7 separate regions of the Mus musculus genome follow, and all the other regions are linked to region 6. The links are chromatin loops, found by intact Hi-C in ENCODE. Cell type or tissue: heart. All regions are shown on one strand. Links, peaks and the distances in the headings refer to the core of each region. The heading gives the core; the rest is flanking DNA.

Region 1 (4,341 bases), core at 135-4,134, 440 kb after region 6:
AATTATATAGAAATATAGAAACAATACAACTAATCAATGAAACAAAGAGTTTGTTCTTTGACAAAATCAACAAGATCAACAAACCCTTATCCAAACTAACTATAAGGGTGAGAGAAAAGATCTAAATTAACAAAATCAGAAACAAAAATGTGGCATAACAACAGACCCAGAGGAAAACCAGAGAATCATAAAGCACATTTAAAATGTCTACTCCACATAATTGATAAAAATCTAAAAGAAATGGATAATTTAAGTAATAGCTTCCATATTCTAAAGTGAAATCAACATCAGATAAACAAATAGACCAATTTAACCCCTCGTAAAACAGATGCAGTCCTTAAAAGTCTCACAACAACAATCTTTTGATTTTTGTGCATTAATTTGGTCTTCAGTTATTTTGGGGAAAGTTTTCTCTCAGTTGTAGAAGTTCCCTGGTGGAATTTTTTGGGTCACCTATATATACTGTCATATCATTTACAAATAAGATTTTTACTTTTTCCTCTGTAATCCAATGTTTATTTTCTTTATTTCCTTCAGCGGTCTTCTTGTGCTAGCTAAGAATTCAAGTTTCATATTGAATAGACATCGTGGAGAAAGTGAATGGCCTAGTTTGTTCCTGATTTTATTGCAATTGCTTTGAATTTCTCTTCATTTAATTTGATATTGGCTGTAGGCTTCCTGTAAACGGACCCATTTCTCAATGCTTTACTTACATCCTAAACTGCATACATCTCAGATGAATAATTCATGGGCAATAAAAAGTATGCTTAATAAATGTTAATGTTTACTGCAATAACTGTAGTGCTCCATACGGTCTACTTTCTAGTAACCTCCCCCCAGCCTGAAGCAGGCTAAGCCAGACCTTGAACTTGCTGCCACTAAGGAGATTACCTTGGGTAGAGCCTTCCTACCTAGATCACTCTATTGTTCAGCCACTGCTGCTACCAGCTGGGACGGAGACTATTCCTGCAGCTGGTTCCAGGCTCCAAGGATGAACTGGCGGGAATGGGCCTCCCCCACCCCCACCACACCCCCCCCCCCCTTTATAAGCGCATTTGCCATTAAACATTTGAGCTTTGATCAGGAATCTTGACTTAGCTCCATTTTTCTCTCCACCGCCTAGTTCCCCTCTCTTTTCAGCCCCAGCTTGGCTTCCAGGTGAAATCCGGTTCATGTGAGCCGCGGTCGGCTTCCAACACTTCCTGGTTCAAAAAAAAATCTGTACCGTTTCCTCATATGACAATTATATACAAAGCTCTTGGAGGATACCTATTAACCAGAGCCAAAGGCGTTCTCTTGAATAAGCAATTAGTAAAACGAGGCAGTTAGAAAGCATGAATGAATTTACATTCCAGGAACTGTTACAATAACTAACAGCATATAATAATGCAACTGCTCTACCAGATATTTTATGGGTAATTTTATGACTGAATATTCTGGTAAATGTACGATGAATGAAAAAAATCACGATAAATCCCAGTTCACAGGATCTCAAACTTCCTGACAACCGTAAGATATCCACAACAGAATTGGGAGAGCAGCGTCCAGGGAAACCATCCCCCCCCCCCCCCTTACCCCCACCTCGGCTCCCGCCCGTTTTCCAGCCCCGCAGCGCCTCTGACCTGGGAGGTTCCAGGGCCGCGGGGCTGCGGTGTCCGCCGCTGCACAGCTGACGGCTGACTCTTCCAGGCCCGAGTTTTCCCTAGGTCCAGAAATAACCAGGACAGGAAAACCAGCCCCCGGTTAGAGAACAAGTTGTTCACTTAAGTACCTAAGGGAATGGTGAATTTTCCTATCTGACTTGATCTTTGGAGCTGCTCTCCTAGACCCGCCCACTACGGCCCCGGTTCCGGTCACGTGGTTCCCCCCAAACACTTCAAGCCAGGCGCTTTCTTTTCCGTAATTACTTTCCTAGACCCTCTGGTTTTTTCTTTTTGCTGGCCCCCTCCCCGCCCGACAAGTACCCACGCCCCAGGGAGGTTCCGGCCCCTCCCACTCAGTCTCAAGCAGCCTGCTACAAAGCTCCAGCAGCCAGGCTGCCCTAGACCTGCTCTGCACAGCCTCCGATATGCTTTCACACCAGAACAGGATAAGTAAGGACGCTGCACCCCAATATCTGAGTCCCAATTGAGTTCTGAACCCCTCAGATAAAAGATGGGCAGCCTAACTAAGAAGTTAAGATACAAGCCTTCTGAGCTTTTAAAAACGCTCAGCAAATGGCAACCAATACCCACAATTCTGATTTCTTTCCTTCCATTCCCTACACAAAATACTAAAAGTAAGTAAAAAAGCCTGGCTTCTTCCCAAAGCCAGTCTTAAAACATGTGAAATACAAGAAAGACTAATCATATGAAAATGTGGATAAAAACGTATGGGACAGATAATAATAAGAGGAGAGCTGTGCAAGCTCACGGGGGAGCTGCAGGGGTAAAGGACACTTGGTAGAAACTGCAAGTGGTAGAACAGGGCACTTGGAAAGCATGAATAAAGTTAAACTCCAGGAGCATTGTCCTGGCCACAATAGCAAAGAGACTAGGTAATGCAAATACTTTTCCCGAATATTTCTCTGTAAATAGCATAGCAACCATAATATGAATGAAAACATCAGCATAAGACCCAATTTGTGTAAGTGAAAATATAATGATAGCACAACAGAATCTTGATAGCCAGGAAAAAATAAAATGTGGTGAGTTTGCATTATTTAAAATTTCAAGCACAGGGGATTCATGGTCAGGATCAGGATGGTAAGGAAAATGAACATAGAAATGAATGGATTTTCAAGGGGAAGGACATTTGTGCCTAGCACATCACTTTATCACTCTGGTCTGTAAGATACAGGCTGGAATTTGGATAAAGAATGTGTTGAATATGTAGACTGCTTTTGGTAGAATAGCCATTCTACTTCCTAATTGTCTTCTTCAATTTCCTTTCTTCAAAGACTTGAAGTTGTATCATACAGGTCATATACTGGTTTGGTTAAAGTTAACACCAACATACTCTTTTTTTTTTTTTTTTTTTTTTTTGAGGCTATTGTGAAAGGTGTTGCTTTCCTAATTTTTTCCCTTAGTCCCTTTGTCATTTGTATATAGGAAACCTATTGATTTAATAGCTTTAATTTTGTATTCAGCTACTTTGGGGAAAGTGTGTTTGAGTTATAGAGTTGCCTGGTGGAAATTCTTGGGTCACAAGTATACTATAATATCATTTGCAAATAAGGGTATTTGACTTCTTCCTTTTCAATCTACTGTGTATCTTTTTGTATCTCTCTCAGTAGTCTTAACTGCTTTAGCTAAGACTTCAATTATTTTATTAAATAGATATGGAAAGTGTGGATATTCTTGGCTTGTTCCTGATTTTAGTGGAAGTGCTTTGAGTTTCTCTTCATTTAACTTAATCCTGGTTCCAGGATTAAGGCAGACTGTAACCTGCCTTCATTATGTTTAGATGTGTCTCATATCTTTTATCTCTACAGGACTTTTATGGAGAAGGGATATTCAATTTTGTCAAAGACCTTTTTTGCATGGAATGAGATGATCATGTCTTTTTGCAATATTGTATAGTGGTTTATATTTGTTGATTTTTGTACATTGAACTACCCCTTCAAAGCCTATTTGATCATGTTTGGTGATATTTTTGATGTGATCTTGGAATCTCTCTGCAAGTATTTTATGAGTATTTTTGCATGTATGTTCAAATGAACGAGCATTTGTGCCTGACACATCACTTTATCACTCTTGTCTTTAACATACAGGCTGACAAATGTTGTCAAGTCTATCAGCAACAAATCAAATATTCTTGCACCAGTGAGAGATGCTGTTTTTCAATTTCAGCAGTATTGTTTATTGCAAATGAATGTGTTCCGTGACATAATCCTTTCCATATCTTCAATTGAAAACAAAAAAACAGAACTGCAGCTTCAAATTCATGGAGATTAAGAGGGTATTCTGGGAAGGCATGAATAAACCAGGGTTTTATATGTTTCTTCTATGAAATCCACGATGCATGGCTTTTATAAAATCTGGAATTGACACTTCCTCAAATGCACAGCTACTTATGAACAGACATTTTTCTACATTTCTGAGCCTTCCATTCAAAGGTCACTATCACTTGTTTCAACATGAATTGTTTAAAGTAAGAAAAGCTCAAATAGCTATGTGTGCTGTTCAGAAAGTAGGACTCTAGTTTGTCGACCTCAGAATTCTAGTCTATATTTACTAAGGATATTCTCTCTGAGACAGAGATTTTCTCATCTCCCAGGTCTATCCTGCTTTTTCCATATCTCTGTGCTAGAACCATGTGAATCTATTTTCCAGCTGTCTTCCCCTAGCACAGAGGCTTAGA
Region 2 (4,341 bases), core at 214-4,213, 330 kb before region 6:
GGTGTACTCAGAGAATTGCAGGTAACTATCAGGAGATAATCTGTGGGTAAATGGCTAAACACTGTAGTATATATGCTAGTTTTAGTTCTAGATTTTAAAGAAATATCTAGATTGTTTTCCTAAGTGGCTGCTCTAGTTTCTGTTCCCAGAAGCAGTGTATAATAGCGTCCCTTTCCTAACATTCTTGTCAGAATTTGTTATGTATCCAAATGAGGTTCATTCTAACTGAGGTGAAAAGGAATCTTAAAGAAGATTTGTCTGCCTAGTCTCCAAAGCTATTTATAGTGGAATATTTGCTAACATGACTGGAGAAGTACCCAAAGTAACTGCACAATCTAATAAGAAGACATGACTGTACAAGCATATATTGTGCCTAATGACATTAAAGGCCTCAAGGCAACTACATTGGAAACTCTAAAGGAAATAAACAGATATCCTGGCTCAAATCACATACCAAAATTATACCAACATGAGATAAATAAATAAGTGGATATTTAAGCAACATCAACAGTGAAGCAGTAGTAAATGTACACCCTCTGGGGGGGGGGGAGTGGAACACCAAGAAACAGATTGATTCATCAAAGAATTCTGTCAAAACTCCAGAGAATAACTGATTCTGAAGCTACTTATAATATTCCTTCAGTTAAAAGGGAAACAAGATGTCTAGACTCTTTATGAAGCTAGTGTTACATAGCATAGAAAATGAAGACTCAAAATGAAAGTACAGATTGATGTGATATCTACGATGACGATGATGGTGATGTCCCTTTCACATGATATATTTCACTTAGTGCACCCTCTCATTCTGAACTTCATTTCAATCCTAGATCATTCTTCTAACAATTCTCTCTCTCTCTCTCTCTCTCTCTCTCTCTCTCTCTCTCTGTCTCTCTCCCTCCCTCCCTCCCTCCCTCCCTCCTTCCTTCCCCCTGTTGAGAATTAGCAAAACGGCAAAGTCACCATCATGTGGAGAAAGCCGTAGTGTGCAATATGATATGAATTCAGTTCTAGTTTGTTAGTTGGGCTAACTGACCATCAACTTCCTGAGACATCTATTTCCTTTCAAAATCCCGAGTTCTTCAAATGTCTTCCCCCAAGTTAAAATTTTAGATGTTTGGCTGGTAATAGTGAAGGTCTGTGAGAGAAGGATGCAGATGGCTTTTCAGTGTCACTCCAATTTGCATAGTTATGAAAATAATTACCCAGCTTCCCAGTAAAGCTCTCCAGATTGAGTTGTTAATGTCTAAAATTTAAATTATTTCATATAAGTGTTGGATGCACAGTTTAAATTTCACTTCTGCCTTTAAACAGTGCTACTTGTGTATTTTCTTTTAATTCATCATTTCCTTTGACTGAGACATCCCGCTCCCGTACTTTGTCTTCAAGCCTGATATTCTGTCTCCTACCTGTTCTGAGTTATTATTAGACATTGCAGTTTTGATTTCTTGCTTCACTTCAGTTTGGACTTTTTCGATGTTTCTAGCTACTTATTGAATTCAATCTTCATATCTTAAGTCGTCCTCATTTCCATCAGCATTTGCTATCTGCCCCCTCCCCCCAACAAATCATTTTGTTCCTGTCTTTTTTTAGTTCATTTACATGCTCAACCTGCTTTGTTCTCCTTGAATTTGACTCTTGGTTTTTGAGCTATGTATCTTTAAGATACCACTTACAGTGTTTTCCTTAAAGGACACAGCTATAGTTTTTTTTTGTTTTGTTTTGTTTTGTTTTGGGTTTTTTGTTTGTTTGTTTGTTTGTTTGTTTGTCTGTTTTAGGTCAAGGGCATTTTAACCTTAGGTTTACTATAATGTTGGGAGCGGAACAAAAGTCAGAATTTAGGGTGTCGGCTGATTCCTTTTTGCTGTAGTCCAGAAGGCTAGTATCTCAAGATGAAAAGTTAGGCAGAATAACTTCTATCTGAAGACTTCAGAAGCCACGGTCTGGGTCAGACCTGGGTGCAGCGGACTAGATCCAGTTCTGGTCTAGCTGTCAGCAAGCCTGGTAGGTGGGTGGGTGGGACTGTGCTGAGCGTGTGCAGCGCAGCCTGACAGCTAGAGCTGTGTGACAGGCTGTCCAATACTGACTAGGAGGGACCTGCCTCCGCGGAGCGGGGATACTCGCCTGATCAGAAGGCGAGGAAGTTTTTAAAAACGAAAACAATCGGATAGACTTGGAAAAAAAGAAAGAAAGAAAGAAAGAAAGAAAGAAAGAAAGAAAGAAAGAAAGAAAGAAAGAAAGAAAGAAAGAAAGAAAGAAAGAAAGAAAGAAAGAAAGAAAGAAAGAAAGAAAGAAAGAAAGAAAGAAAGAAAGAAAGAAAGAAAGAAAGAAAGAAAGAGAAGAGCTTGGGAGGGGTGGGCTTACAAAAAAAAAAAAAAAAAAAAAAAAAACCCTCACGTAACCGGAACCAGCGTGTGGTGGGCGGAGCTAGGGCGGTGCTCCAAGGAGCCTGCACAGAGTGACAGAAAAATTCACCATTCACTGAGGGACCGGGGAAGCTGCGAGGTCCGGAATCCGGGGTGGAGGACACGGGCTTCTCTAGGAGGGCGTGAAAATTCCAGGCATCCACAGGTGCCGCGAGAGGAGTCCTGAGAAAGTCATTAGTCAACAGCGCTGTAGCTTGAGCCTCAGCCCGGCAGCCATAGAACGCCCAGGTCAGAGGAGCCGCGGGGCTGGGAAACGGGCGGGAGCAAGGGTGGAGGCTGCTCAAAGGAAGCCGCTCTCACAATTCTGTAGTAGATAATCTTTTAACCATGGATAGCCTACCATTGTCGGGAAGATTGAAATCATATGAACAGGGGTTTATCGTCATTTTTGCATTTATCTTATGCTGGCCAGAATATTTTCATAAAATAATCTGCTAGAGCATTTGCATCATCTGTTGTCTGCAAGCAGGCTTCTCATTGCTTTGTAATAGTTACAAAGCTGCTGGAATTTAAATTCATGCATGCTTTTTTCTAACTTCTGTGTTCTACTACTTGCCTATTTCAGAGATTGTCCTTTGCCCCTGGGACTAAGCACAGCAGAAAGCTTTGTAGATACTAGTCGCATGAAGAACCAGTGCAGATTTGATAGAATCAGAATATACACTGTGACAGAGCAAAACAGTGTAGCGGTTCCTCCATCTTGTTGTATTCCTGCTGAGACCGTTTCCAGGGTTAACTAAAAAATTATTTTCTTGATGGAGAATCCCATGAAAAAAACGACCCAACTCTATTCTAGGTCAGGATGTCCTAGCTAACCTACCATACTTAGCCATTGATTAAAGTTTTTGAGTAACCTCTTCCAGTCAACCTTAGATCCTAGCTGCTGGTGTGCTGGAACCTCCCATCAGGATGGCTAACCTCCTATTTTAGCTACTGTTAAAAACTGCTTGCTTCAAACTACTTACTCTGCAGAATGGCCCCAGCAGCTGCTATGCAAGATGCCTGGATGAGGTCCCTGCCCTTAAAACCCCTATGTTTTGGACATTCACAGAAACACTTAGGTCCCTGAACACTTGGGTGTGGTCTCAACCGGCTGGAATAAAGACTTTGAGTGGGCTATAAACTGTTTGAGTGGTCATCTCTGGCCAGCTACCCATAGCAGTACTTTATTAAATGCCAAAGTTACTGCTGTAAACATTAATGTTTACTAAGCAAATTTTACTCCCTGTTAATTTTCTGTCTTGAGATGTAAGCACTCTATAAATACAGTATTTGGAGTGTAAATACACAATTCAGAAATGTGTAATCATGATTTTATAGTCAGCAAACTCAGTTTAGATTAAAACTAAAATTAGAAAGCATCGTTTCAATAATTGTATTCGCTCACTGGAATCAGAGTAATGAATGACTCCTTGTTTCACAAAAAGCACTCTGCCCTTGCACATGTGGCCAAACTGTTGTCTGCTTTTTGTCACTGTTTGTTTTACTTTTTTATTTAAGGATCTGTTGATCTTCAAGGCTGTGAAGGTGGACTTGGTGCAGGAGGAATGTGAAGGCCTAGACCTTACTCACGGGGCTTTTACAGAGATCTCCAGTTGGAGAAGTATAGCAGTCTGGTTTCTCTAGGTGAGAATAGTTTTCTTGCAGTCTTCCTTGTTCTTCCTCAAGGTGCTGGGAAAACTACACTATGTGTGTGATTAGTCTTACATCTCACAGAGTAAAGTGAAATCCTTAGAGAACGACAGGCATTTTTCATGATATTTTCTCCTTCCTTCAAGTATATTCTTTTGACAGGTGTGAGCATCTTTCCGTTTTCTTTCATGAAAAGTTCCAGTTACTCTCTGAGGAATATCTTTCTCGCATGCAGATCTCACACTCCTCAGCCAGTCCTGCTTACCTGTGAAGCAGAGCAAAGAGC
Region 3 (4,341 bases), core at 290-4,289, 130 kb after region 6:
AGGAAACACCAGCAGAATCCTTTGTGATTGAAAAATGCCTTCTTAATATTGATGAATACAGGATTCATAAACTTGAATCACCAGTTTTCTACATAAATTAGGATAATATCCCAGTGAATCTAACTTAAAAGACTTCAAGAGCCCACCAAAATGTTCATAAATATGTCCATATTTCCTGGTCTTGAGGGACTCACAAAGTAGAACCCAAAAGATCTTCAATCGCACACTAGCTGGCTAGAGTGTCTAGCATGAAGAAAGCAAATTAGTGGCTGGAGAGATGATGCAGTGGGGAAGAGCAGTTACAGAAATTCTAGAATACCTGGATTTGAACACTAGCACCAAAATCCTAGCTCACAACCATTTTTCATTTTACTGTCATAATCTAACGTTCCATGTGATCTCTACAGGAAGCAGACACGTTTTCAACAGAAATACATTAGGCTAAAACAGCCAAACACATAAAAAATAATAATAACAAAACAAAACAAATAACAAAATATAGCCAAGTATGAGTGGAGAAGAATCATTTTAAACTCATCATTCTGCATGCAAGCTAGGAATGACTGTCATTTGTTGTTTTACTTGTCTAAATAAGTAATTCTGACTGTAATAATGCCAGAAACAAAGTTCAGGAAATGGCAAAGTATATCCTTATTTTAATTCCTGATGGGAATGGAAACTAGTGCAAACTGAAACATATCTATTTGGAGATACTACAAATATACTAATTATAGCCATCTTTAGCACTAAGGGATGAATTTCAAATCAGCAAAATAACACTTTTCACAATTGCTTTAAAAACTGTTGGTTTTTCAGTATGCTCTTGAGGTTTTCCTTTTTGCTTATATTTTAATGCTAAATAGTAGCCCCAAGGCCTAGTTTCTCCTAGGGATCAGAGCACCTGCAGACACCAAGTAAAACTCTGTAACCTTGTCTACCAAGTTATCCACAACTAGCAAATCAACATGCCTACAGCCAATAACTAGGAGAAGAGAGATAGGCTTGGGAGAGGGGTATAAAGAAGGGCTGTGGGGAGAAAGAAGATGTAGGCTGAGGAAACCATATGGGCTAAGAGTCTTAGAATAATGGCCATGTTGGCTGGCTAATTGGAGTTAAAAGCAGCCCAGATGAAGAATAGGAAACTATGACAGGATTAATAGCTGCAAAATGACATAATAATAGCATACAAGGTAGATACGTTCTCAGCTCTAGGGCCAATAAAAGCTTACTATAAAGATTATGTGTCTTTTGTCCAGGAAGTGAATAATCAAAGGCTGGGTAGAAACTAAGGTTGGGATTAAATATTTTGCACAACACTATGCAAGCAACTGAAAGACTTTCATGATAAAAACCTCCGGTCTTTGAAGAAATAAATTGAAGAAGATATTTAAACTTGAAGGAATCTCTCGTGCTTATGGATCAGGAGGATTAACATAGTCAAAATGTCCATCCTACCCAAAGAAATTTATACATTCAACACATTCTTTATCCAAATTCCAGCCTGTATGTTATAGACAAGAGTCATAAAGTGATGTGCCAGGCACAAATGCCCTTTCCCTTGAAAATTCATGCAGCTCTATGCCCATTTTCTTTACCATTCTGATCCTGACCTTGAATCCCCTGTGTATAGAATTGTATATGTTGTAAAATGTATGATATCATTTTATTTTTCTGGCTATCAAAATTTCTGTGCTATCACTATATTTTCTCTTACATGAACTGGGACTTATGCTGATGCTCTCTTTCATATTATGATTGATAGACTACACAAAAATATTCTTGAAAAACTATTTGCATTTTCTATTCTCTTTGCTGCTGTGGCCAGGACAATGCTGCTGGAGTTTGACTTTATCCATATTTTCCCACTCCCTGTTCTACTGGTTGCACTTTCTATAGTCACCTTTGTCCCCGGAGCTCCACATCTCCCCTCTCATCATTCTCCATCCCAAATCTTTTAATCCACATTTACATATGATTAGTCCTTCTTATACTTCATGTATATTTTGAGTCTTTGGGAGGGAGCCAGGCTTTTTTATTTAATTTTAGTATTTTGTGTTGGGAATGGAATAAAGGAAAACGGAATTTAGGGTGCTGGTTATATTTTGCTGTGCGTTTTTTAGCCCAGGAGGCTTGTATTCCAAGCCAACAAGCGAGGCTGCCTATCTATTACCTGAGAAGTTTAGAACTCACTATCAGATATTAGGGTGCAGCATCCTTCCAGGACAGCCTGACAGCTGGAGCAGTGTGGTTGGACCCCTGAGACTGAGTGGAAGGGGCCAGAATCCCCGGGGCGGGGAGGGGTGGGGAAAAGGCAGCGGCAGGCGGAGGCCACTGGAAAGCACCGGAAAGTGACAATGAAAGAAAGAAGCTGGGTGGATCCTACAAAAAGAACTAGGTGTTGATAGTCTTCAGAGGAGGTACGTCACAGGAACCGGGGTGTGGTGGGCGGGTCTAAGAGAGCTGCTCCAAAGATTGATGAAGATTTCCTGCCAGGAGTGACAGGAAAATTCTCAATTCACTTCCTACGTGAATGCATTACGCGGTAACCGTAACCGTGGGCTGGTTTCCCAGAGAGAACCGGTGTCCTAGATCTCTCTGGACCCCGGGAAACTCTCCTCAGACCGGGTTTCCTGGCTGTGGGCCTGGGAGAGGCAGCAGTGAGCAGCGCGGCGTCTGGAACTGCAGCACGGGGACACCGGAACCTCCCAGGTCAGAGGAGCTGCCAGACGGGAGCAGAACGTGTGTGTTTTCCTCATCTGCTCTTAAGGACGGCGCCCTCACAACTGTGTTTGGGATATCTTGTGGTTGTCCGGAAATTTCAGGTCCTGTGAACTGGGGTTTATCGTGGCTTTTTCATTCTTTCTAAAATCTGGCAGAGTAGTTGCATTATCTGCGTTTGCTATTGTGTCAATTACAAAGCTCCAGGAATGTAAGTTCCGTGCTTTCTAACTCAGTTCTTTTACTAACTGCTTATTGAGAACGCCTTCGGCCCTGTTTAATAGGTATCCGCATTGAGAGCTTTGTATGTTACACGTATTCGAAGAAACAGTGCAGATATTATTAAAGTGGAAAATGCACTTTATCGAGCACAACCGTTATTGCTGTAAACGTTATCATTTAGAGATAGACTTTTTAGTGCCCATGGATTTTTCACCTGAGTTGTATTCAGTTTAGGATGTAAGTACAGCATTCAGAAACCTGTCTTTGTATGTTGAGGTCTAGGCAAACACAGTATCTCCATGTGAGTGTATCAGACCAAACTATTTGTAGAATTAGAAAACCCACAGTAGATTAAAGTTTTAGAAAGCATATTTCAAATAATCACTCACTGTATCACAAATTGGCTCCTTGGTTGAAGAAAAGCGCATGTGGCCAAACAGTTGTTTTTAATTTCAGGGGCTGTTAACATACAGTGCTGTGATCATGGACTTCTCGTAGGAGGAGTTGGGAATGCCTGGACCCTGCTGACAGGGCTTTTTGCAGAGATCTCCCTTTGGACAAGTGCAGCAGTCTGGTTTCTGTGGGTGACAATAGTTTTCTTGCAGTCTCCCCAGCTCCTCCACGGGGTTCCTGGTAGAATGACTCTGCTTGTGTCTGAGCTCTGTGTGAGTGAGTCTCACATCTTACAGAGTACATTCAAATCCTTACAGGAAAGGAGACATTTTTAGTTGTGACATTTTCTCTCTCTCTCTCTCATGTTTATCTGTTTGGAGGCGTCATATATTTTTGTTGCATGGAAATTTCTGGGTGCTTTCTGAAGACTCTTTGCCATATGCAGGTGTCCCACTCCTCAGGCAGGCCTGCTCACCTGTGAGTCTGAACCAAGAGCCCTGGGTGGTGAAGAGAAGAAGGTGTAGCAAAGGATCCAGGCATGTTAGAGAGAATGAGGAAGCCTTGGGCGTGGGCAGGCTCAACTGACAGTGGAAAGAGGACATGGAATTGGTTTCGACAGATCCTATTTCATTTCAATTGTTTTTAGATAATTGCACTGAGACTAATATCATAATATTCCCTTTGTATGTAGTAGAATACTCTCTATGTGAGAATTAATACCCAGAGCCAAAGATAATTTAATTTGCTTTTGTATGTGAGGGATGCTGTCCCATTCACATCACTGGCCATATCTTCTTACCAATGTTAAATGTTTTCCTCGTTATCATTTTAATATATTGTTTAGTCAAAACACAAGATGCTTCTTAGTTTTTTTTCTGCTCTTAGAGTTTTGGAGCGTTTTGTAGTTCCTTTAAGTTTTCTTACGATTAATTTCTCCATTTCCTAAAATAATGCCAGCAGGATTTTAATAAGATTTGTTTAATGTCTCTGCTAGTATTAAACTCTGAC
Region 4 (4,341 bases), core at 190-4,189, 49 kb after region 6:
CTTAAGCCCATGCCCACAGTGACACACCTGCTCTAACAAGGCCAAACCACCTAATAATACGATTCCCTGGGTTAAGTAAATACAAACCCTAATAAAACCTAATAAAATTCATTTTATTAGGCAACAGTTATCCTAATACCCAACCATAAAAACATACAAAAAAGAGTATTATAGATCAAATGTCCTTATGAGTATACATGGAAAATACTCATAAAATATTTGCAAAGAGAATCCAAGAACACATGGAAAAGATCAGCAAACATGATCAAGTAGGCTTTGGCTCAGAGATGAAAGGATCATTCAAGATACAAAAATCAATAAATACAATCTACCACACAATAAACTGAAAACAAGGCATGATCATCTCATTACATGCTGAATAGGCCTTCGACAATACTGAACATTCCTTCCCTATAAAAGTCCTATACAGATAAAAGATATGAGGTAAATACATAAACATAATACAGGCATCTTGCAGCAGGCCTAGAATCAAGATCAAATTCAATGTTGAGAAACTCAAAGCAATTCCACTAAAATCAGGAACAAGCTGATGGTATCCACTCTCTCCATACCTATTTAATAAAATAATTGAAGTCTTGGTTAAAGTTGTAAGATAACCGTAGGAGATCAAGAAGATACATATTGGATTGGAAAGAAGAAGTCAATATCCTAATTTGTAATTGATTAGATAGTATACATAAGTGATCCAAAATTTTCCACCAGGGAACTTCAATATCTCTTAAACACTTTCCCCAAAGTAGCTAAATAACAAATTAATGCACAATGAGATTTTTCTATATACAGAAGGATGAAGGGGGAAAAAAATCAGGAAAACAACACTTTTCACAATTGCCTCAAAAATATATTGGTATTATCTGTATGCTCTTGAGGTTTCCTTTTTTGTTTTTATTTTAATGCTAAATAGTGGCCCCAAGGCCTAGTTGCTTCTAGGGATCAGAGCACCTGCAGGCACCCAAGTGAAGCTCTTTAACCTTGCTTCCCAAGATATCCCAAATTGGCCAATCAACATGCTTACAGCCAATAGCTGGCAGAAGAGAGATAAGCTTGGGAGAGGGAAACAAAGAATAGCTGTGGAGACTGAGGAAAACATATGGACTAAGAGTCTTAGAATAATGGCCACGTTGGCTGGCTAATTGGAGTTAAAAGCAGCCCAGATAAAACATGGGAAAATATAACAAGATTAATATCTGTGAAATAGACTTAATAATATCATAGAGAATAGATAACTTCCCAGCTCTGGTGCTGATAATGCTTATTATAAAGATTATGAGTTCTTTTATCCAGGAAGTTTATCCAGAAAGTGAATAATCAAAGGCTGGGTAGAAACTAAGGTTGGGATTAAATATTTTGCACAACACTATGCAAGCAACTGAAAGACTTTCATGATAAAACCCCCAGTCTTTGAAGAAATAAATTGAAGAAGATATTTAAACTTGAAGGGATCTTCCGTGCTCATGAATCAGGAGGATTAACACAGTAAAAATGTCCATCCTACCCAAAGAAATTTATACATTCAACACATTCTTTATCCAAATTCCAGCCTGTATGTTATAGGCAAGAGGGATAAAGTGATGTGCCAGGCACAAATGCCCTTTCCCTTGAAAATTCATGCAGCTCTATGCCCATTTTCTTTACCATCCTGATCCTGACTGTGAATCCCCTGTGCGTAGAACTTTATATGTTGTAAACTCATGGCATAATCTTATTTTTCTGGCTATCAAAATTTCTGTGCTATCATTGTATTTTCTCTTACATGAATTGGGACTTATGCTGGTGCTCTCTTCCATATTATGATTGATAGACTATTTACACAAAAATATTCTTGAAAAACTATTATCTATTCTATCTAACATTATCTATTCTCTTTGCTATGGTGGCCAGGACAATGCTGCTGAGTTTGACTTTATCCATGCTTTCCCCACTGCCCTGTTCTACTCGTTGCACTTTCTATAGTCACCTTTGTCCCGGAGCTCCACATCTCCCCTCTCATCATTCTCTGTCCCAAATCTTTTAATCCACATTTACTTATGATTAGTCCTTCTCATACTTCATGTATATTTTGAGTCAGGTTTTCGGAGGGAGCCAGGCTTTTTTAAATTTATTTTTAGTATTTTGTGTTGGGAATGGAAGAAAGGAAAACGGAATTTAGGGTGTTGGTTATATTTTGCTGTGCGGTTTTTAGCCCAGGAAGCTTGTATTTCAAGCTAAAAAGTGAGGCTGCCTATCTATTATCTGAGAGGTTTAGAACTATCAGATATTAGGGTGCAGCATCCTTCCAGGACAACCTGACAGCTGAAGCAGCGTGGCTGGAAGCCTGAGACGAAGTGGAAGGAACCAGAATCCCCGAGGCAGGGGTAGGGGAGTCCGGGTGGGGGGGGGGGGTGTTACTGGAACGACCGGGAAAGTGACAGCGAAAAGAAAGAATCTGGGTGGACTCTACAAAAACAATTAAGTGCTGATAGTCTTCAAAGGAGTTACGTCACCGGAACCCGGGTATGGTGGGCGGGTCTAAGAGAGCTGCTCCAAAGACTGACAAAGATTTCCTGCCAGGAGTGACAGGAAAATCCTCAATTCACTTCCTACGTGAATGCATTACGCGGTAACCGTAACCGTGGGCTGGTTTCCCAGAGAGAACCCGTGTCCTAGATCTCTCTGGACCCCGGGAAACTCTCCTCAGACCGGGTTTCCTAGCTGTGGGCCTGGGAGAGTCGGCAGTGAGCAGCCCAGCGGTGGGCACCGCAGCCCGGCGTCCCTGGAACTTCCCAGGTCAGAGGAGCTGCGGGGCAGGAGCGGAGAGGGGTGTGTGCAGCTGCTTAAGGAAGCAGCTCTCAGTGATTCTATTGTGGATATCTTACAGTTGTGGGGCAGTTTGAGATCTTATGAACTGCAGTTTATAGTGTTCTTTTTATTTATCTTACACTTACCGGAATAATCAGTCATAAAGTAACACGTTAAAAATCTGGTAATTTAGATCTGCTGTTTGTTTTCGTGTCAGTTATAAAGCTCCAAGACAATAAATTCATTCATGCTTTCTTACTCCTTTCTTTTACTAACTGGTTATTCAAGAGAATGCCTTTGGCTCCTGTTAACAGGTATCCACATAGATAACTTTGTGTACAATAATTATATGAGGAAATAGTGCAGTTTTTATTGAACCAGAAAATTTACTTCAGTGAGCAAAACTGTTATTGCTGTAAACATTAACATTCATAGGCAGAATTTTTTTTAGTGGCCATGATTTTTTTCATCTGGGTTGTATGCAGTTTAGATGTAAGTAAAGCCTTTAGAAATGCATCTTCATATGGTGAGTTTTTAATGTTATACCTTAGTTCCAGGCAAGCCCAGTATTGCTATGTGAGTATATCAGACCACACCATTTAAGTAGAAAACCCTCTATAGATTAAAATAAAGTGTTAGAAAGCATCTTTTGAATAATTATGATATTTCACCTTTATAGGAAATTTGTCTCCTTGGTTGAAGAAAAGCATTCTGCCCTAACATATGTGGCCAAACAATTGTTTGGGTTTTTTGTTTGTTTGTTTGGTTGGTTGGTTTTTTAATTTCATGGTTTGTTAACATTTAGTGCTGTGACTGTACACTTCTCGTAGGAGGAGTGGGAATGCCTAGACCCTGCTGACAGGGCTTTTTGCAGAGATCTCCCTTTGGACAAGTGCAGCAGTCTGGTTTCTGTGGGTGACAATGGTTTTCTTGCAGTCTCCCCAGCTCCTCCCCAGGATTCCTGATAGAATGACTCTGCTTGTGTCTGAGCTGTGTGTGAGTGAGCCTCACATCTTACAGAGTACATTCAAATCCTTACAGGAAAGGAGACATTTTTAGTTGTGATATTTTCTCTTTCCTTTATATTTATCTTTGGAAGTGTCATGTATTTTCCTTCTATGAAAAGTTCTGGGTGCTTTTTGAAGAATCTCTTTCCCATACACAGGTGTCCCACTCCTCAGCCAGTTCTGCTCACCTGTGAGTCTGAACCAAGAGCCCTGGATGGTGAAGAGAAGAAGCTGTAGCAAAGGATCCAGGTATGGTAGAGGAATTAAGGAAGGAATGTTGAGGGGCTCAATTCACAGTAGAAAGAAAGAGGACATGAAATTGGTTTGGCCAGATTCTATTTCATTCCAAATGTTTCTAGATAATTGTACGAGAATAATGTCAGAATGTTCCCTTGATAGGTATTAGAAGACTCTCTTTGTGAGAATTAATACACAGAGGCAAATGTAATTTAATTTGGTTTTGTATGTGAGGGATGCTGTCTACCTCCCACTCACATCCACTGATCACATCTTCTTACCAATATTAAATATTTTC
Region 5 (4,341 bases), core at 192-4,191, 320 kb before region 6:
ACACATACACATGTATATTTATGGAAAGTATATGAAAGCACATATATAGATTCTATAGAGTAGATATTAATACATATGTTCTATACACATATATATATGCTATGTATATATATGTTTATTTATTTATATATACTATGTATATTAGGGTGTTTGGGGTTTTGTTTTGTTTTTTTGAAGCAATATTCTATTTTCATATTTGGTTTGGGGATCAGTATCCACGTGCATTTCAAGAAATCACTGAAACTAAATATAAACAAACCATTTTGTTAATTTTTCTCTATTTCTTATGTCTCTTTTCCTCTTCCTCTGCTCCTTTCTTTGTTGTTGATATTTTGCAGTATTTCCTTTATAAATGTGAGTAGTATCTTGTCTAGGTTTTCTCTTTTTCCATGTTTGGTTGTTCAAGAAGCTGTCCACTGACTTGCCTGGTGGCTGCAGTGACTTAGATTCCCACTGACATTGTATCTCTGTGTCCTTTTTCCTGCATTGTCTCCAGCTTTTGTTATTGGTTAGAACCTTAAGGGTAGATTAGACAGAGAAGAGACCCGAGTGTATATTAGATGGTCATTTTCTTCTTGGCTAAATCTGTGGAGTATGTGCTATGTACATTTAAGCTGTTTTAATTGCTTTTTAACTTGCTCTAATTTTCATCCTTATTTATTGATTATAATATTATTTATTTGCTTTTGAAAAATTCTTCATAAATTCTGTATTTGTATATTGTACTAAGAAAGTTTGCTAATAAATTAATCCATTCTGTAGGCTCTTTCTTCATACCATTTCAATGCAAGTTTTTAATTGTATGCAGTCCTGTTTGTTGCTTTTTGCTCTTGTGTCCTATTAATTTGTAGTTCTATTCAGAAACTAGGTCCCTATGTCCATATATGGACTTGTTTTCCATTGTGTTACTCTGCACATTTCACAATTCATTGAACAGGACTCAGTTTCTTTCTTTTAAAAGTAGATACTTTTCTGTTTATCTTTGGTTGATGAGACTGTCTATAGAGTATCATTTTGTTGTTTTGGTGAAAGTCACCTGCTGGATATGGTGGATCCTCTTCTGTGACTCCCATGGTGCCTTTGCACCTGTAGGATTACAGGATCATTTGAAATCACAGCTGTATAAATCAAGCTTTGCTCTGTGTCTGGGGTTGCTCTGTACTCTTAAGGTCTTTGTGCTTCTGTGTAAATTTATAGAAGCCTCTCTCTCTCTCTCTCTCTCTGTATATATATATATGAAGTAATTCATGGGGACATTGCTATGGATTTTGAGTTAGTCATATAAATCTTTTAACACTGTTATTTTCATAATAATATGTCCCATTCCATGTCCATGCAAGGTTTTCTCATCTTGTGACAATTCCTCAATTCCTTCAATTCCTAATTCCTTCAGTGAATTCAGATTTCATTTTAGAGGTCTTTTCTGCTTAGTTTTTTCCTTTGCTTTCTTCAGATTTTCTTTTAATTTTTTTTTCCTGTTCAGTTTTAGTTAATTAACAGGGAGTGTAAAACTTCTAATTAGATGGTTATATCAATGATTTTAAAAGGTCCGCCTTTAACTAGTCATTGATATCTCCCTTAAGTTCTTAAAGTTTAAGTTTGGATTAATCTTTATAATTAATAAATATTTATATTTAATCACTGCAGAGGTTTAATCACTCACAATTATCCCCAGCACTCCCAACACTCTCCCTTCCCGAGTTAGCCATATGTCTTCCCATTAGCCACCCTCATATTTCATGAATTTTTGGGTGTGCTTAGGCCAGGTATCCAGGCCATGTATTCATAATTTAAACTGCCATGTCATGACACAAGAGGGTTTTATACATTTCTTCCTTATCTTCCGGTTCTTACAATCTTTTTTGCCTGTACTTTGGTCTTATTCCCTGTGGTTTATATGTAGGAAGCTATTCCCATAATAGACTGTACAGTCAGCAGCCAATTGTTCTCAGTATTTGATCAGTTATGAGCCTACGAAATAACTGTTGCTCTTTCAAAACAACGTTTCTTTGACACATGGTGAAGAACCACCAGGCTATGAGTATGAACTGAGTCATTTAAAAGAAGTTTAAATATTTGCACATGCAGGAAAATGTCAGTTGTGGATTCCTTCCCAGGACCTGTGACCTTTCTCATCATTGGCTTTTGGCCAGCTTCCCAGAAACATCCATCTATTTCCTTCTGCAGAACAGGCCTGTAGTCAAACCAAAAAGTGTTTTCTTACCCATAAAAGCTTCTTGCCAGTATGACACCAGAGGGCATGCTTTGCCTGGAAGGTTAGGATTTTAGCAAGTAGGATACAAATCTGGGTATTGCCGTTGATAATATGGTCCCTGACCCAGCTTTTATAGCAGCTTTTAACACTAGGGAGTCTAAGATACTTTTAGATACTGTGAGTGGTCTGCTGCCTTCTCAGTATCTTCTTGTTGTTATGATAAAAATGAAATAAGAAAACAAACAAAATAACAAGTGCTGTTGTATGTGGATTATACAGCTTATTAGGATGATCAGATCTGAGCTCTCTCATGACTATTTAAAGTTTTGGATTTCAGAGTTCTACTTCCTTTATAGGAGGTTTACTTTCCTCTTGAACAGCTTACTCATTGATGTACTGTGTTGAGTTAGTGTGGAGGAAGTAGACACTTCTCTGTCCTGATTATAGTGAAATGATCCCAGTTGTCCTTCTTTTGTAGCATAAGGTTTAGCTGTGGCTCATTGTCTTTATTATGTCTTTATTACTGTGTGTTCCTTTTCATATTCTTCAGAGCTTTTATTCTGGCAAATGTGATATTTTGCCACAGACCTTTCAGGAGTCTATTGACATGGTCTTATTTCTCTCCCTGAGTGTACATATTTGGTGTCTTAACATTGATTGCGTTTTCTGGAATATTCTCCTTTTGTCATTAGTGTAAGGTTTACCTAAAGGAAAGGAGAGTTCCATACTGAATCTCTCCAGTCCTCAGAGACCTTAGAGGAAGCTCTTCTTGCCTCAGTCTCAGCACTTTGTTAATTTCTGGTCTATTTTTATTACACAGAAGTGTGATTTGTTCACTTGTTTCTCGGAATTCATCCTTTTCTTCTTCGATTTTTATTTGTTTGTGTATATGACTTCCCACAGTTAAAACAAAAGGCAACACTGACATCATTGCCATACACTACAATGTCCCCTTTCACCTCTAGTCCTAGTACTTAAGGATTCATTCTTTTAGTTTGTATTAGGTAAAAATGCTTCCTCTGTACTCTAATCTCATCACAGAAACAAGTTGATTCCGTTAACTTATTGTATTATCTTTGATTCTCTATTAGTTGCTATACAAACTTTTTAAAAATATCTTCCTATATACTATTTCAGATTGGCTTGTTCTTATGCTTATAAGGCCTCAGGCACATAGTTATAGACAAATGTCTTTTATAACCAGCACCTCTTCCTGCCAAAACTTCTGAGCATGTTTTTGTCAGCTACATCTATGCGACTGTCTTTTATGAACTTGTACTCACCCTGACACTCTTAAGAACAAAATTGCCCTCATTGCTCCATGAATTCTGTGCCACTGTTCCTTGATTTAAGTCTCTACAGTAGCTAACTAAGGAACAGTAAACAAGGGGCGGGAGAGGAGGCTCATCAGTTACGATCAGGAGCAGTTGTTGCCCTTGCAGGTTCCAGATTGTTCCCTTCATGCATGGATACTAATACCCTCCTGTAACTCAGGTTTCAGAGGATTAGGTGCTCTCTTCTGGTCGTTGGAGGCACTGCAATAAGAGGTGCACAGACCTATGTGCAGGCAGAGGCACTCATATACATTAAAAAAAAAAAAGAAGAAAAAGAAAAGAGAAAACAAAACAAAAGAAAAGAGAAAGAAAGAAAGGGAAAAGAGAAAGAGAGAGAAAACAAGAGGTATTGTATAAGAAGTCAAGATACAGGAAAGAGCACAGAATTGTCACTCCTAGTGTGAGACTAAAGGTGGAGTCTGGATATGTGACAGGACAGGTGACACCTCATATCAGCATTGGAAGAGTTAGGGATGATACCTACATAGGGTAAATAAAGTTGTTTGTGTTCATGGAGCCCAGAGCTGGAGAACATTCTTTGGCCTTTGTAATGTGGAAGCAGAATGTTTATCATACTGATGATGTAGTTAGGAACACGGTAGAAATTTTTGAGAGGATCCTCCCTAATTGTGCAAGATTTTCTACTACAGGAAAATGCTATGATCCATCTACAGAGAAGCCTACTATGGAAGGAAAGTGAATTGCGTCAAGCACCACAGTTTTCTTATTCTGTCATGTAATGACCAGCCCCGGATCTCAAAACCTCCTTACTGAGGTGTGACATAGAATTGG
Region 6 (4,341 bases), core at 192-4,191:
TGGTAGTCAAATAACTCCTAGAGAAAAGGCTTTCATTTCCTTCCTTAACTCGACTTGGATGCTCTATTAATCACTAAAGTGTTTAATCCATTCACATATGCAGAATCTATTAGCTAGTGACATTTTTGTTTGCTTGTTTGTTTTGCATAAACATAAGCTGGGAAACAATAAAACTCACCACAGTGTGAAACAGTTAGCCCTGTCATTTGAAAGGTGCCCATGGGCTCAGAACCCTGAGACTTCAGGACAGACCTTTAGCTCTAGGTTTGTGTTTCTGAGCTCCCACCTACTTGCAGAGCTAGGATGCCTTTTAACCTGTTATGATCATGACAGCAGAGTTTGAACCTCAAAACACACCAGAGAAATATGGTCCTCATTATAATCATGAAAAGTCTATTTCTTAGCTAGACTCTGTAAAGAGACTAGGATAATTCTAGAGTATCTTTTCCCCAGCCTATGCAGGCACATATAGGTGTACACAGAGAATTATAGAGAACAATCAGGAAAACATCTACAAACAAATTGTCCTTTTGGTAGTTTAAAAAAAATATCTGGGAGGATGCTAAACGGGCTATTTCTCTCTTCCTTCCTTCCTTCCTTCCTTCCTTCCTTCCTTCCTTCCTTCCTTCTTTCCTTCCTTCCTTCCTTTCCTTAAAGGACAAAAATTCCGTATGAAAATTCAGTGATAATGCAGAAAGATGAGGCTGTCAAATATGCAGAAAATAAGCAATGTATATGGGCACAATCATAAACAAGTCAGTTACATCATGCCATCTATAGCTCTGGGAATATTAAGGAAGAGGAAGGAGAAAGAAGTAAGGAGAAAAGATGAGATGGCCATAACATGTCATTCTCCAGATTCCATACAACTATTGTAGTCAGTGACTCAGAGCACCTGTATTTACCTGCACTGACCTCACTCAAGACTAACCCTAGCTACAATCAGTCTCCAAAGAGGAGAGGGTCACAGGACCCCACCCTGACTGTGGCAATAAGTCAGTTTTAGGAGAAGGGGAAATCACTGTGCTTAGTTGTGTCTCATCTGCTGAGACCAGCAGGTTCCAAAACATAGTTCCAAAACCAGTGTCTCACAGATGATCCTGATTAATCATGATGGGTCACAAAACAAAATGAATCGAAATGAATATGAGAAAGAGAGAGAGAGAGAGAGTGAGAGAGAGAGAGAGAGAGAAGGAGATTAGTTGGAAGTATGGGCCAGAATTGTAGGGAGTGGGGAATTACAGTGTGCACTACTTATTAAATTCAGTTTGCATATTCTATATTGTCACTACTTCCTTCAGGCATTTGCTATTGTTTTGTTGCCCACAACCATTTTGTTCCTATTTTGAGTTTATTAACATACTTTACAAACTTTGACCTTCTTGAACATGACTCTGGTTTTCAGTTCTGTATATTGGATATTTAAGCTCCTTTCCTTAGGGGATACAGATATGATTAGTGTTTAGAGGCAACAACGTTCAATTTTTGTTTTATTTTGTTTTGGGAAAAGGATCTGAGTGAGCATCAGAATTTACTCCTCTGTGTGTGTGTGTGTGTGTGTGTGTGTGTGTGTGCTGGTATTCCAAGGAGGGGAAGTTAGAATAACATATCTGATGGGATCAGAACCCATGTTGGAGGTCAGATACTGGGTGCATCATCCTATTTGATCCAATTCTGGTCAAGCCTGGCAACAAGTATAGGGGATGATGAGAGCAAAGAGCAAGTCCAGGTCTGGCAGCTGGAGCTGTGTGGCAGGCTGCCCAAAACTGAGTGGGAGGAGCTGTTCCTGATGGGTGGACACCCCTGTCTGAGCAGATGATTTAGGGGGGTGGGGGTGGGGCAAAACAAAACCAGCTGGGAAGTAAAGTAAATTAAAGTAAAACAGGCCTATAGTAAGCGGGTTTAAAGGAATCGCATAACCGGAAGTGGGCTATGTTGGGCGGGTACAGGAGGAGCTTCTCTAAGAAAACAAGCGTGAGTGACAGGAAATTCCACCTTTCCCTGAAGAACTCAGGGAGCCGCACGGTCTGGAAGTGGGGTTGGAAGAACCCGGCCGTGTATTAGGGTACCCGAAAACTTCCTTAAGACTCAGGTGCCTCTGGGAGCATTTTGGAAGCGTCAGCAGCCCGGCAGCGGGAACCTCCCAGGTCAGAGGGGCTGGGGGGCTGGGAAAAGGGTGGGAGCGGAGAAGCAGGGGTGTGTTTTCCTCCGCGGCTCTTAAGGACGCCGCTTTCATAATTCTGCCATGGTTATCTTAGCGTTGTCGGGAAGTTTGAGATCCTATGAACTGGGGGTTTATCGTGATGTTTTCGTTTATCTTATGGTTGCCAGAATATTTTCCGAAAATAATCTCGTAGAGCATTTGCAGAATCTGCAGTTCGCACGCAGAGCTCTCTTTGCTCCAGCAGTTACAAAGCTCCTCGAATTCAAATTCACTCATGCTTTCTTAACACCCCTGTTCCACCATTTCCTATTCAAGAGAGTGGCCATTGGCCCGGAGAATGGGCATCCTCGGAGAGTTTTGCAGATATTAGTCATCTGAAGAACCAGTTGAGATTTGATTGAGTCAGAAAATATACATGACTAAGCACCATAGTTAGAGCTGTGAACTTTAAATATTACTGGGCAAAGCTTTACTCCCCGTTTTGCTTTGGTTTTGGTTTTGGTTTCCATCTTAGATGTGCACACTCTGTGATGTAAATACTGCAGTCAGAAATGTGTCTTTATATGTTGAGTTACAACTGAAAACTGAGGACGTGACTGCTCTAAGGTATGGTTGAGGAGAAAATTTATTGTAAGTTATGTTAATCCTGAGATTTGCCTGAGACAAATCAGTACCACCATTTGGGCAAGTATTATTAAATATTAAATACTGACCAAGCTATGGACTTTGGCCTCATGCTACAGGAGTTTATAAAGACAAACCTGCATACATTCCCATGAGAGTTTGTTACTTTTCCAAGAACTACAACTCCCAGCATTTTAGGAAGTTATTTGGTTCTTGGGTAGGTAGTGCTTACATGTTAATTTTGGGCTTCACAGTATGAGAGAACAGAGGTATCTGGAAGGGTCCAAACTTAACCTGGCCGTGACTTGGGGGGTTGAAAGGGGGAGTTAGGGAATAGGAGGCTCCCAAGAGAGGAAACAGGTGCCAAGGAAACAGTTATCCAAAGATGTCCACTATGATATATTAATAGGCACCTCAGTTAGCCATTTTTCCTAAGCTCCTTTGATATCTAACAAGGCCAGACCAGCATGCATGCTGTGGAAGGGCAATGTCAAGCCACCTTATTGTTATAGATAGAAAACTCACTCTAAATTAAATAAAATTAGAAAGCCCTTTTTGAATAATTATGATTGCTCACTTACATCAGAAACGTGTCTCCTTAGTTCAAGAAAAGCACATGTGGCCAAACTGTTCATTATTTCATGGTCTGTTGATATTGAATTCTGTGACTATGGACTTCTTACCTAGACCCTGCAGTCAGGGCTTTTTTTCAGAGACCTCCTTTTGGAAAAGTGCATCAGTTTGGATTCTGTGAGTCACAGTAGTTTTCTTGGAGTCTTCCTTGGGGTTCCTGGGAAAAGGACTCTTCGGCATATGTGTGAACTGTGTGTGAATGAGTCTCACACCTCATAGAACAGAGTAAAATCCTCAGAGAAAAGAGACATTTTTTCATGTTATTTTCTCTTTCCTTCATGTTTATCCTCTTGGGAGGTGTCAGCATCTTTCATTTTTGTGGCATGAAAAGTTCCAGGTGCTTTCTGAAGACTCTCTTCTCCACATGCAGGTCCCCACTGCTCAGCCAGATCTGCTCACCAGTGAATCAACTAAGAACCCTGGATGGTGAAGAGAGAGGAGACTATAGTAAAGAATCCAGGTATGTTAGAGGAACTGAACAAGGGGTGAGGTGGGCCTTAAGTGACAATAAAAAGAGAATGTGACATTGGTTTTTCCAGATTCTATTTCATTAAGCATTCAGGAAATTTTCATTGAGAATAATATTAGATGTTTTAAAATGGATTTTTCCTTATAGGTTGTACAGTGAACAGTTTTTTTCAGTATTTAATTAGCTATGGATCTCTGAATTAACTGTTGCCCATTAACAAGTTTCTCTGACATAGACTGAAAGCAGCACCAAGCTATCTATGTGACCAAGCTATTTGAACATGTAGCAAATGTCAGAAGTGAATTTTCTTCTAGGGCCTGAGGTTTCCACTATAACCCATGTATTTCACACACATACACTCCATCCCCCATATGGAGTTGGCCTCAGATTGAACCAGAAAGCCTTCTGTACCCACAAGTTATCTTAGCACTATGGTACCAGTGGACATGGC
Region 7 (4,341 bases), core at 195-4,194, 690 kb before region 6:
CTGAAGATGACCCTGAATTTCTAATCCTTCTTTGAACATCTGAGTGCTGGGATTACAAATATGTACCATCTCACCCAGTTCCAGGTAGTGGTGGGGATCATTTAAGCTAGGCAAGCAGTCTAACAACTGAGCTACACATGCAGCTAGCTCAAGGAATCTTTACAGACTGCACAGACATGCTTATTTTTGCATGGAAAGTTACTATACATGAAGGTAAAAACAAGCTCATATTAACAGATGGAGTACTGCTTCCAAATGAGGGACATTAGGTTTTGCTGTCAAATGGGCCATGAAAAGCCCAGATTTGGGATGTCAGATGTGGTGATGAAGGATTGTGGGTCGGTATTACCAATACACAGTTACAAAGAGCACACAGTTGCAGTAAAGCATAAAGAGGCTTCAGAGGCACAGAGTGGGTGCCAGAGTCCCCCAACTTTCCTGCAGATTGGTGTATTCCGATCTCCTTCAAATACTGTTCTTTTACTATTTCCATAGGCAAGTGTGTCCTGATGCCAACCCACTCGTCACAGAGAATCCCTCTAGGACACTGAAAGGCTCAGCTCTGGAGCCTCAAGCTAAGGCTGACCAGCCCTGAGCCTTAGGCCAGGGGCATGGCATCCCTCCAGGAGCTCCAAGACCCTGCTCCCGGGGAGGAGGAAGGACTCATGATTGTGAAGGTGGAAGACTGCTCCTGGGAACAGGAGCCTGTCCAGCCGGTGGACAGCCGGGATTCCGAAGCCTGCCGCCAGCGGTTCCGACAGTTCTGCTTCAGGGATGCGGGTGGACCACACGAAGCCTTCAGCCAGCTGTGGGAGCTCTGTTGCCGCTGGCTGCGGCCTGAGCTGCACAGCAAGGAGCAGATCCTGGAATTGCTGGTGCTGGAGCAGTTCCTGGCTGTGCTACCAGGGGAGATCCAAGCCCAGCTTCAGAGACAGCACCTTGGGAGCGGTGAGGAAGCTGTCGCTTTGGTGGAAGACATACAGAATCAGTCGTTGAAAGCCTGGCCACAGGTGAGGGAGGGAGCCCTTCCACGTTTGGAGCCTGAAGAATAGAGACCATCTTCATGGAGATGAGTCTCCACAGGGCCCAGAGGGCAGGGGAAAGCCACCAAGTCTAGAGAAGCACAAACAAAATTCCCAATGTAGTCTTCAGTAAAGAGTCAGGTAAAGCCATGCTTCTCATGACTTTATTGGATTTAAAGTCGTTATGGTCCAGAAATGTGGCTTTTGCTGTCGTTGTATGTTTGTTGGTTTTGAGACAGGTTTTCTCTGTGTAGCCCCTGGCTGTCCTGGAGCTTGCTCCGTAAACCAGGCTGACTCACAGAGATCCATCTGCCTCTGCCTCCCAAGTGAGTCCAGAAAGGTTTTAGCTCTACACAACTACTGTGGTTAATCTATAGGGATACAGTATTACACATCAGAGCTCCAGAGGGGTATAAGGAAACAGAACTGTCTAAGGGTAGCCTGCTGTCTTGTGTTCCAGACACTGGCAGATATGCAGATGGTGTACCAGTGCAGCTAGGCTGTGGGATTCTCCCATGGCAGGAGGACCACCCCTGCTCCATTTCTCCCTTGCTAAGGAGCTATAATTCTGGCCTTTTAGTGACTGGTTCTTGTTTCTTTTCTTTTTTTTTATTTTTTAAAGATTTTATGTATGTATGTATTTATTTATTATATGATGAATACACTGTAGCTGTCTTCAGACACACCACAAGAGGGCATCAGATCCCATTACAGATGGTTGTGAGCCACCATGTGGTTGCTGGTGATTGAACTCAGGACCTCTGGAAGAGCAGAGGTCAGTGCTCTTAACGGCTAAGCCATCTCTCTAGCCCTGGTTCTCGTCTCTTGATCATGAAGTGTCCTTGGGTACAAAACACTGCCTGGTATCTCATTCTTTTCTGGACTTTCTGGGCTTCCATTTGGTCCCTACCCCTCCCCAACCCTTAGGCTCCTAAGGGCTGTGTCCCAGAACTCCTTCCCAGGATTAAGTTGTGTCATCCCTGACCTCCAGGCTGGTCTCTGCTAATGGGCGCGTTATGGTTTCTGCGCAGGATGAGCTCTCAGAGGCGGAGCCGAAGGCAGCAGTCCAGGGACTCCAAGCCACAGGGTCTCCCCAGAAGACAGGGGTCCAGAAGCAACTCCCTGCACTCCAAGGGCAGCGCAGCCATGGTGAGTGTGACTCTTCAGTCAGCAGTGTGGCCACACAGGGGCGCTATTCCTCCTCTAGAATTGCCCCAGAGTGACAGGCAGCAGAAGCTCAGTCACACAAGTACCCGCGCGACTGCATCTGACCGGGGTGGGGGTGGGGTGGGGGGAGTGGGGGTGGGTGTGGGTGGGAGTGGGTGGGGGGTGTGGGTGTGGGGGTGTGTGTGCACCTGCAAGTGTAGATGAAGCCATCCGTCTCAGCCCTTGACTTTAGCCTGTATGAAGCTCTGTTCTTTTCCTTCAGCCCAGCTCCCTGTTCTTAAAGAGCGACAGACAGGAGAGGTGTTGGATGGCTGCTTTGACTCTGCAGTTGATGTGAGTTAACAGTCCTTTATTCTCCCAGAGGGCTTGGTGCTGTTGACTGTATAATTTGACCCCTCCTGTCCTCACTCCCACACAGCTGCCTGGGAGACCCGAGCTGGGTCGTATCTCCCCATTCCAAAAATCTGGGTCATTGGGAGACATCCCTTTCTATTGTTCCCGAGAAGAATGGAGCTCCCTGGACCCTGCTCAGAGGAACCTCTTCTGGAACATCAAGAGAAAGAACTCGAGGGATGCTGCCCTTGGTAAGCAGGTCCATCGGGCCCCTCGCTCAGCTGCAATCTGGCTTTGCTTCCCTGGTCAGGTTCTAAAGCTAGCCCTTCCCAAGTCTCCTCAGCCCTCCTGTGATGTTGTGATGTTGAAGTTTCTGTCTCAGTTGTGTGACCAGTTGGTCCATGCCCTCCATGTGCCAGCTCTGGGCCAGCTCCGTGCTGAGGGCTTGCACGGGCATTTTCTCAGTCAAATCTCAGGCTGGCATATTTGCCCCCAGATAAACTCTGGCATTCAGTGAGATCGATGGATCATGTCAGCCACAGAAATGCTAAAAAACAAGAGCCCTTGTTGTACCCCACTATGTGAAGCCTCACCAAGTCAGGCCCTTTCCCAGTATCCCCTGGTCTCATCTTACTTAACTGGCAGCAGTCTGAGTGCTTTGGGGTTCCTCCCCGCTCAAGGCTGCTGTGAGTCGTCTGCGAGGGGACTACAGTAGCTACACAGTCTGATGCCTTCTGTGTACAGAGTCAAGCCAGCTGTGCTTAGTGGACTGGGAGCGTGCTGTTGGCTTTAACTGTGGAGAGTGGGTACTGGCCACAGGGAGAGAACAGGCAGAGAGAGGGTCTGAGAACAGGCAGTGAGCTGATCCTCCTGCACATACCTCTGCAGGAGGATCAGCTCACTGGTGACCCCTGGTGACCTCGAGGCTCCCTCAAAACTGCTCGTTTGCTGCCTTCCATCATCTTCCCATTAAGAGCACTTTTGAAATAAAATTGCATTTTAATATTTTCCTTTGTGTACAATGCAGAGAAGGACATGTGTGGAGGTCGAAAGGATGGTTTTCTAGGCTTGGTTCTACCATGGAGGTTGGGGGTGGGCTCAGGCTTGGTCATTAGGCTTGTTGGCAAGTGACTTTACCCACTGAGGCCATCTTGCTTGCCTATCATCCAATAATTTTGTAAATGTGAAGACCTAGACTTTTTGTGAGCCACAGCAGCCTGAACCTCAAAGCCAGGGAGATGTCCCTACGTCACATTTCTTCAGATCTCTTCCCGAACCAGAATCAAGGAGGACTAAACAGAGGCTTCACCCCTTCTTGCAGGTTTGAGACCCAAAAGCCAAAAGCCCCCTGCAGAGGAGGCAGCGACAGCATTGTTGGGACAGACTGAAGTGCCTATGTCCTGGAATCCCGAGGAGGCTGAGACCGAGGTCTGGGAGAGCGAGAACCCAATGAGGACAGCCCTGGACCCGCTGGTGGGAGCGCGTCGGGGGCGGCCGCCCACTCACAGGCGCCAGTTTCAGAACTTATTGGCGGAGAAGCCCCACAGCTGCGCGCAGTGCGGGAAGCGCTTCCGCTGGGGTTCAGACCTCGCCAGGCACCAGCGCACACACACCGGGGAGAAGCCACACAAGTGCCCTGAATGCGACAAGAGCTTCCGCAGCTCTTCTGACCTAGTGCGCCACCAGGGCGTGCACACGGGCGAGAAGCCCTTCTCCTGTTCCGAATGTGGCAAGAGCTTTAGCCGGAGCGCCTACCTGGCTGACCACCAGCGCATCCACACGGGCGAGAAGCCCTTCAGCTGCAGCGAGTGTGGCAAGA

What was found. A loop is a pair of places that touch in the nucleus more often than their neighbours do. Peaks named below come from ENCODE experiments on the same cell type or tissue, not always from the same donor. Only the 100,000 strongest peaks of a DNase experiment are listed, where the experiment ranks them.
Region 1: it touches region 6 in a loop (2.7-fold over the local background); 3 of 42 quality-filtered maps call a loop at or near these places.
Region 2: it touches region 6 in a loop (4-fold over the local background); 13 of 42 quality-filtered maps call a loop at or near these places.
Region 3: it touches region 6 in a loop (4-fold over the local background); 6 of 42 quality-filtered maps call a loop at or near these places.
Region 4: a loop joins it to region 6, with 4 times the contacts of the local background. A loop is called at or near these places in 9 of 42 quality-filtered maps.
Region 5: it touches region 6 in a loop (5-fold over the local background); 13 of 42 quality-filtered maps call a loop at or near these places.
Region 7: a loop joins it to region 6, with 4 times the contacts of the local background. A loop is called at or near these places in 10 of 42 quality-filtered maps.

What each region holds. Positions count from the first base shown.
Region 1 is chr17:22,421,711-22,426,051 of GRCm38, reverse strand. Zfp946 (zinc finger protein 946) reads right to left here and starts at 1,850. Exons shown (of 7, transcript NM_198003.3): 1 at 1,623-1,850. In heart, for the core only: no CTCF peak of the experiment used is centred there; a DNase peak (open chromatin) is centred at 1,881; H3K4me3 peaks cover 2,090 bases; H3K27ac peaks cover 1,777 bases.
Region 2 is chr17:23,191,385-23,195,725 of GRCm38, reverse strand. It overlaps Zfp40 (zinc finger protein 40), which reads left to right and starts at 2,498. Exons shown (of 6, transcript NM_009555.2): 1 at 2,498-2,651; 2 at 3,924-4,049; 3 at 4,291-4,341. In heart, for the core only: a CTCF peak has its summit at 2,077; DNase peaks (open chromatin) are centred at 2,035 and 2,475; H3K4me3 peaks cover 2,230 bases; H3K27ac peaks cover 1,504 bases.
Region 3 is chr17:22,738,031-22,742,371 of GRCm38, reverse strand. It overlaps Gm5493 (a long non-coding RNA gene), which reads right to left and starts at 2,432. Exons shown (of 5, transcript XR_003952380.1): 1 at 2,191-2,432. In heart, for the core only: a CTCF peak has its summit at 2,650; a DNase peak (open chromatin) is centred at 2,651; H3K4me3 peaks cover 1,620 bases; H3K27ac peaks cover 1,277 bases.
Region 4 is chr17:22,816,007-22,820,347 of GRCm38, reverse strand. It overlaps the pseudogene Gm16386. Among named protein-coding and RNA genes, the nearest start is that of Zfp945, 49 kb to the left of the region's middle. In heart, for the core only: no CTCF peak of the experiment used is centred there; a DNase peak (open chromatin) is centred at 2,537; H3K4me3 peaks cover 1,394 bases; H3K27ac peaks cover 1,034 bases.
Region 5 is chr17:23,185,630-23,189,970 of GRCm38, reverse strand. All of the region lies in intron 3 of Zfp40 (zinc finger protein 40), which reads left to right. Among named protein-coding and RNA genes, the nearest start is that of Zfp40, 5.4 kb to the left of the region's middle. In heart, for the core only: no CTCF peak of the experiment used is centred there; no DNase peak of the experiment used is centred there.
Region 6 is chr17:22,864,787-22,869,127 of GRCm38, reverse strand. It overlaps Zfp945 (zinc finger protein 945), which reads left to right and starts at 1,994. Exons shown (of 5, transcript NM_001110254.1): 1 at 1,994-2,147; 2 at 3,792-3,881. The coding sequence starts at 3,845. In heart, for the core only: no CTCF peak of the experiment used is centred there; DNase peaks (open chromatin) are centred at 1,887 and 2,007; H3K4me3 peaks cover 1,807 bases; H3K27ac peaks cover 1,307 bases.
Region 7 is chr17:23,557,815-23,562,155 of GRCm38, reverse strand. It overlaps Zfp213 (zinc finger protein 213), which reads left to right. Exons shown (of 6, transcript NM_001033496.3): 2 at 496-1,010; 3 at 2,054-2,171; 4 at 2,452-2,522; 5 at 2,608-2,773; 6 at 3,844-4,341. The coding sequence starts at 612. The region is part of intron 1 of 6330415G19Rik (RIKEN cDNA 6330415G19 gene); the gene reads right to left. Among named protein-coding and RNA genes, the nearest start is that of Zfp213, 4.2 kb to the left of the region's middle. In heart, for the core only: a CTCF peak has its summit at 2,189; a DNase peak (open chromatin) is centred at 2,185.